2 separate regions of the Homo sapiens genome follow, and region 2 is linked to region 1. The links are chromatin contacts, found by Hi-C in ENCODE. All regions are on one chromosome and are shown on one strand. Each heading gives the region's core, a stretch centred on a gene start or an enhancer-like site at or near the end of the contact. The rest is flanking DNA. Distances are from core to core; before and after follow the strand shown.

The links. Hi-C counts contacts between places; a loop is a spot of excess contacts on that map. Pooled maps may share reads with other maps.
Region 2: a map of mammary epithelial cell shows a loop between it and region 1 (2.5-fold over the local background). The contact joins the promoter of SDHAF4 here to the promoter of COL9A1 in region 1. A Hi-C loop is called at or near these places in 2 of 168 maps with a recorded cell type or tissue (Calu3 and mammary epithelial cell) and 4 of 50 pooled maps.

The regions. Positions count from the first base shown.
Region 1 is chr6:70,301,349-70,304,608 of GRCh38, reverse strand. COL9A1 (collagen type IX alpha 1 chain) reads left to right here and starts at 1,525. Exons shown (of 38, transcript NM_001851.6): 1 at 1,525-1,698; 2 at 2,535-2,608. The coding sequence starts at 1,685.
Region 2 is chr6:70,565,289-70,568,548 of GRCh38, reverse strand. SDHAF4 (succinate dehydrogenase complex assembly factor 4) reads right to left here and starts at 1,619. Exons shown (of 3, transcript NM_145267.3): 1 at 1,545-1,619. The coding sequence starts at 1,608. RefSeq lists a silencer at 1,272-1,331.

The DNA of each region.
Region 1 (3,260 bases), core at 276-2,775:
AAAAGCATGGATATTAAGTTTGCCTGATTTACATTTCATCAGTGAGCTGGGGGAGGCAGAAACTGAAAGGACTTTTTTGGAAAAGAAATAAACAAATGAAAAATAAGAAGCAACGCTATTGTTTTGTAATTAAATAAAAATTAAATCAATTAGAAAACGAAATTTAAAAATTTCAAGAAGCCAGGTGCAGTGGTGCATGACTATCATCCCAGTTACTCAGGAGGCTGAGGTGGGAGAATCCCCTGAGCCCAGAAGTTCAAGGCTGTAGTGAGCTATGATTATGCCACTGTACTCCAGCTTGGGGGACAGAGCGAGACCTGAGACCCTGTCTCTTAAAAAAAAAAAGTTCACCTAAAAATTACTTTGCTTGTACTGTGATTTTTGAGATCATTGGATCTTCTGACCTTTAGAGTCTTGGTTTTTGGAGTAACCACCCGTGTCCCTCAAGACAAGGCCAGAGGTTGGCCATGCTGAGTGGGTGGTAACGGGGGTGATGTGGGGGCTATAGGGAATTCTCTTTAGGTGCTCAGGTTCTGGAGAGACGGCATGGCATGTGTGGTAGCGATGCTGATAACATGCCTCTCTCTAGGTTTGTGCTCCTTGTAATTTGCTCTCACCTTGTTAACGGAGGATAATATGTTGCTTCTTTCCAGATACAGTGTCCTCTGCTCAACTCTGGTAGTCTCAGAGTTTAAGAATAAACAACAAGTAGGGGGCTTGATGTTACATTTTATCAGGATTTCTATCCATGAGGTAGAGAGAGGGAATGTGTATTTAGTAATAGGCATGGCACTTTGAAAAAGTTACTTCATTTTCTGCTTCCTCAACTTTCTTATTTGGAGAATAAGGGTAACTTCAGTCTTACCTTATAATGTTGTTGTGAGAATTAAATGGCATTAAGCTTTGAGCATTTTCAACAGACGGAGGTGCATAATGAAGCGTTAGCTATGAAGACGATGACAAATAATGATTGTTGGGTGTTAGACCCTCTGCCTTTGATACCTCATTTAATTCTCAAAACCATTGTTTTAATGTAAGCATTTTCAATCTGTTTTACAGTTAGGGCATCTAGTTACAGAAAGGTGAAGTAACTCTCTCAAGGACACACAGCTAGTAAGCTTCAGAATAAACAGGGATTGAAACTTAGGTTGATCGGGCACCAAGGCTCCCACGAGTTTCCACACCTCTGCCTCCCAGTGGGCACATTTTTACTGGAACCTCAGCCCTCTGAAAGCTTCCACTGTATTCCTATAGCAGTTCTGAAAGCTGCCATTGTACTCCTATAGCAGATCTAAAAGCATCTACTGTGTTCCTATAGCACCTTGCCTGGATCTTTCTGGTGAATTTCCCCACATCCTGATTTTATTTTTTTCTTTTCAGCAAACTTTCCCCTGTAAATCCCTCCTTCAGTATAACCTTGTTAGCTTTGAGGACACACCCCTAGGCCTGGGCTCAGAGCGCTGCTTCTCCCCACCCCTTTCCTTTGCTTCAGTTTAAAGTGTCACGAGATGCCTCTGGTTCTCTCCCTTTGCTTTTAGCCCTCACCGGGGGCAGGAGGGACCAAGGCTGGGCCCAGAACACATAGTCCTAGGGTAACAGTGAAGGGGTCGTGAGGGGACAGTGACTCCCTTCCAACCCCTTCTTCATAGGGACTGTTGGCAAACAAAGAAAATCAACTGGGAAAATGAAGACCTGCTGGTAAGACAATAACCCTGGAAAGAGTGGTGGGGAGATGGAGCTGGGGGTCCTCAGAACCAAGGGTCTGTATTTTTGCAGCAGTGGTAAGATGAGAGTAGGTGAGCCTCAAGGTGAGAGACAGAAAGAGAGACGGATGAGAGAGTAAGACAAGAGGGCAAGCGTGAGAAACCGAAGACAGACACAAAAAACCGAAGACAGACAGAGGAAGGGAGAGAAAGTGACGGCCACAGAAAAAGAGAGGAAGGAAATCAAAGGTGAAAGAAACCAGAGACAAAGAAATAGGTACCAAAACAGTGAGATAGGTAGATACCGAGAAGGTGAGATCAATAAAACAACAACGACAGTGGGGTCTGGAAACATGAGTTCCTTACATCTCTCAGTAGGGTTTCAAAGTAAAAATGAAGGCTGGGTGCGGTGGCTTATGCTTGTAATCCCAGCACTTTGGGAGGCCGAGGCGGGCGAATCACGAGGTCAGGAGTTCAAGACCAGACTGACCACCATGGTGAAACCCTGTCTCCACTAAAAATAGAAAAAGTAACTGGGTGTGGTGGCACGTGCCTGTAATCCCAGTTACTCAGGAGGCTGAGGCAGGAGAATCGTTTGAACCCAGGAGGTGGAGGTTGCAAAGAGCCGAGATCGCGCCATTGCACTCCAGCCTGGGTGACAGAGCGAGACTCCGTCTCAAAAAAAAAAAAAAAAAAAAAAAGAAATGAAAAAAAAACTATACTGTGATTTGATCACCTTACATTAATTAGGTTTACTAGGTTTGAAAATATGGAAGTGTTTTCCATCTGCGGGGACTCCTGTTTCAGTCATTTTTCTTCTCTCTTCTTCAGGAAAATTCCAGTTTTCTTCTTTGTGTGCAGTTTCCTGGAACCCTGGGCATCTGCAGCTGTCAAGCGTCGCCCCAGTAAGGGCCATAGTTTCTAGACTTTCAAAGATCACTTATTCCCAGAAATGATCAGGCAGGGCTGTGGCTGACTGAAGACTGAGTGAGGCATTCATAGTCCTTCACACCCTCACTCTTCAATCCAGCTTTGGGGCACAGGGATACATTAGGTTCTGGTTTTCCATGGTCAATGCTGGGTATGGAAAGTAAGTCCTGTCAGTAATCACAGTTGGTAGGAAGGCCAATCTGTGAGCTGCAGTGCCTAGTGCAGTGCCTAGTACAGATGGTGATTGGTAAATGTTGGGTGAATACATGGATGAATGAATAAATAGACTGATGGATGGATGGACCTCAACAATTTGGGGTGAGGAGAGTATAAAGAGCATGTTTGATGTACCATTATGGTTAGGCCCATGCTTTTTTATATTTATATTTTTATTTTTTTGAGATGAAGTCTCACTCTGTCACCTAGGCTGGAATGCAATGACACAATCTCGGCTCACTGCAACCTCCGCCTCCCAGGTTCAAGTGATTCTTCTGCCTCAGCCTCCGAAGTAGCTGGGACTACAGGCATGTGCCAGCATGCCTGGCTAATTTTTTATATTTTTAGTAGAGACGGGCTTTCACCATGTTGGTCAGGCTGGTCTTGAACACCTGACCTCAGGTGATCTAC
Region 2 (3,260 bases), core at 370-2,869, 260 kb before region 1:
TAACTACAACCTCATGCGTCAATGTGACTCAATCACAAAACACAGCGTTATCTGAAAAAAAATCAACAATATGAAAACATTTCTATAAAGATTAAAAACACCATTGCACAGTTGTATCAGGAAGCAGCAAATAGAGACCTCCTTGGCAATAGAGACTATTTCTTAAATTGGAGTATAAGTTCATAGATGCTGGTTGTGCTTCATAGCTTACATGACTGCTACATAGCTTACATGTGTGCTACGTGTGTGTGTGTGTATACATATATATATATGGAATAATTCATAATTGTTTAAAACTAGTTAAAGGGGGATGTTGAATGAACCCTACAAAATTTTAACGTTATTACCTTGAGGTTTGGATAATGTAGGACTTTCACTTTCTGTATTATTCATTTCTGGACTATTTAAAACTTATACAATTAAGTAAAATGTTTGTATTTGGGTAAAATGATTGCACAAAGGAAAACAAATTGCATAGAAATCTGGCACCATTTGAGGGCAATAATTACTGTTTTCAACTTACATAACTTCTCCAGGTGTCATATATTAAAATTATGTTTTGCGGACCGGGCGCGGTGGCTCACGCCTGTAATCCCAGCACTTTGGGAGGCCGAGGCGAGCGGATCACAAGGTCAGGAGATCGAGACCATCCTGGCTAACACGGTGAAACCCCGTCTCTACTAAAAATACAAAAAATTAGTCAGGCACGGTGGCGGGCGCCTGTAGTCCCAGCTACTCAGGAGGCTGAGGCAGGAGAATGGCGTGAACCTGGGAGGCAGAGCTTGCAGTGAGCCGAGATTGCGCCACTGCACTCCAGCCTGAGGGACAGAGCGAGACTCCATCTCAAAATAAATAAACAAATAAATAAATAAATAAATAAAATTATGTTTTGCATAGTCTGGGCTGCTAACTGTATTATCTTGAGAAAAATTTCCAACAACAATGGGTTTAAAAATGTTGGTTTTACTGAAAGCATGAATGCTTTTTCTGTACTGACAATTCCTGGCTTCATCTAATTTACGTTATACTTATTTGCCTTTGGCTCACTTCTGCACTTTTCCCATTTTTAAAAGATAAACTGTAAACTGCCACAAATCCTTTTCTGCTGGAGCCTGGACCAGGAGCGCGGATTCCTGTAAATAATGATGTAAATAAATAAGTAAATCAATGACTCCCATTCCCAAAGGGCCTTCTTTTCCATTTTTCTCTGGGGCATCGAAGTGCGGTGTGCCCTGCGAGCTCCCACAGGAACAACCCGGAACGTTTGTGGTCCTGTTGGGCCACCGCGTGCTCGGTAGGAAGCGGACGTCCCGGGGGCTGAAAGGGCCTTAGCGATTTTCTCGCTCTAGTCCCACCCGAGACCCGGGGCGCTGCAGGAACCTGCCCAGGCCACCGGGTGGGCGGCTGGGCGGGAGAAGCTGGGCAGCCCCTGGCAACACCGAACGGCCAGGACACACGCGGCTTCCTCCGCGGGAGGCGCTTCTCTCTGCGCCTGGGCCTTCACGACCCCTCCCGCGACCGTGGCCCCGAGGCCAGGTGCTTACTTGCCGCTCTCCACGCCGTGGCCGAGACCCAGCTAAGCAACCAGGGAAGCCTCGATGGGGTCATGGCGCCGACTCCCCGAGCCTCCGCGCAGGCGCAAAGCAGTAGTGGGAGGAGCAGGGGGCATGATCCGGAGCCTCCCTGCAGAGGGCGGGGCCTCCGTGGCCGGCTTTAGAAAAGGAGTTAGAGGCATCCCTGGGCTCTTTGGCCAAGAGAGACCCAGGCTACCTTGAGCCCGGTGTTAAAACGCCAAATCGTGGCTGCAGTTAGAAGAGGGAATAATTCCGTTCCGTTCATGCTTGTCAGTCTGAGCCGAAATGGCCCGTGGAAGATCCCTTTTATAGTTTACAAAGATTGAGCACCTTTTACTCTCTCACTCATGTAAAATGCTTCTTTTACCTAATTCTCCCTGTTTTGTGTTTTAAATCTTTGTTCAGTCAGCTCCTAGTTCGTCCATTCTGACCGACTAACCAGATGATATGAAAGGCGACATTTTTGAATGAGGTGCAAAGCAAGAAAAGGCTCTCCATCCAGGCCAGGATCCAGTGCAATGAGCTCTGCCCCTTAACCCTTACATCCCACCAGCTCTGATAGCGTTGAGTGGATGTGGCAGACCTGGATGCTTTGTGCAACTCGTGGAAATATTTACAGAATCATAGTGAAGGCCCCCAGAATTCTGGAATTTTGTCTTTTCTTTTAAAGAAAAGTTTCTGGCTAGCTATTGCGCCTTGGTAGTGTCTGACCATGTGACATCAAGTGGTTATACGATCGAAGCTTCTTATCATGAACTGAGAATTATCTGGTTCTCCTAGATAAGGAGATCCTTTTACGAAGAGAAAGTGGGCCGGGCAAGGTGGCTCACTCCTGTAATCCGAACACTTTGGGAGGCCGAGGCGGGTAGATTACCTGAGGTCAGGAGTTCGAGACCAGCCTGGCCAACACTCTACTAAAAATACAAAAATTAGCCGGGCGAGGTGGCACATTCCTGTAATCCCAGCTACTTGGGAGGCTGAGGTAGAAGAATCGCTTGAACTCGGGAGGCGGAGATTGCAGTGAGCAGAGATCACGCCACTGCACGCCAGCCTTGGAGACAGAGCAAAACTCCATCTCAAAAACAGAAAAAGAAAAAAGAGAGAAAGTGGGATACACAGAACTGGGCCAAAGTCAAAACGGAAACAGTTTTCATTTGTAGGGAGCTCACAGTCCTAATATCATGCTTTTGACCTTTAGCTTATATCTACAGTTTAATAATGAATTCCTTGTGACTAGCTGACTGAGGAAAAAATTCAAAGTCGGATGATGGCTTTGCTCAATAAACTGGCCCAGCTGGCAACTGACTGCTTTTCATATTTAGAGCCCCACTTAACAGAGGCCCTGAAGGAACAGAACAGGGAAAAAAAATTATTTCCAGCATGCATAATTTAGCTTATTTATGTATTTTATGTTTTTACAGGCACATGTCACCACACCTGGCTGATTTTTCTATTTTTAGTAGAGACAGGGTTTCGCCATGTTGACCAGGCTGGTTTCAAACTCCTGGCCTCAAGGGATCCACCCCTCTCAGCTTCCCAAAGTGCTGGGATTACAGGTGTGAGCCACTGTGCCTGGCCAGAATTTAGCTTATCTTGTATGCTTTGCCTAAAAAGAGACATGGCTTGAGATAAAAATCGACATTTCATAGGCAGTGACTGGTTTGTCAAGTGGCTGGGAACTGGGAA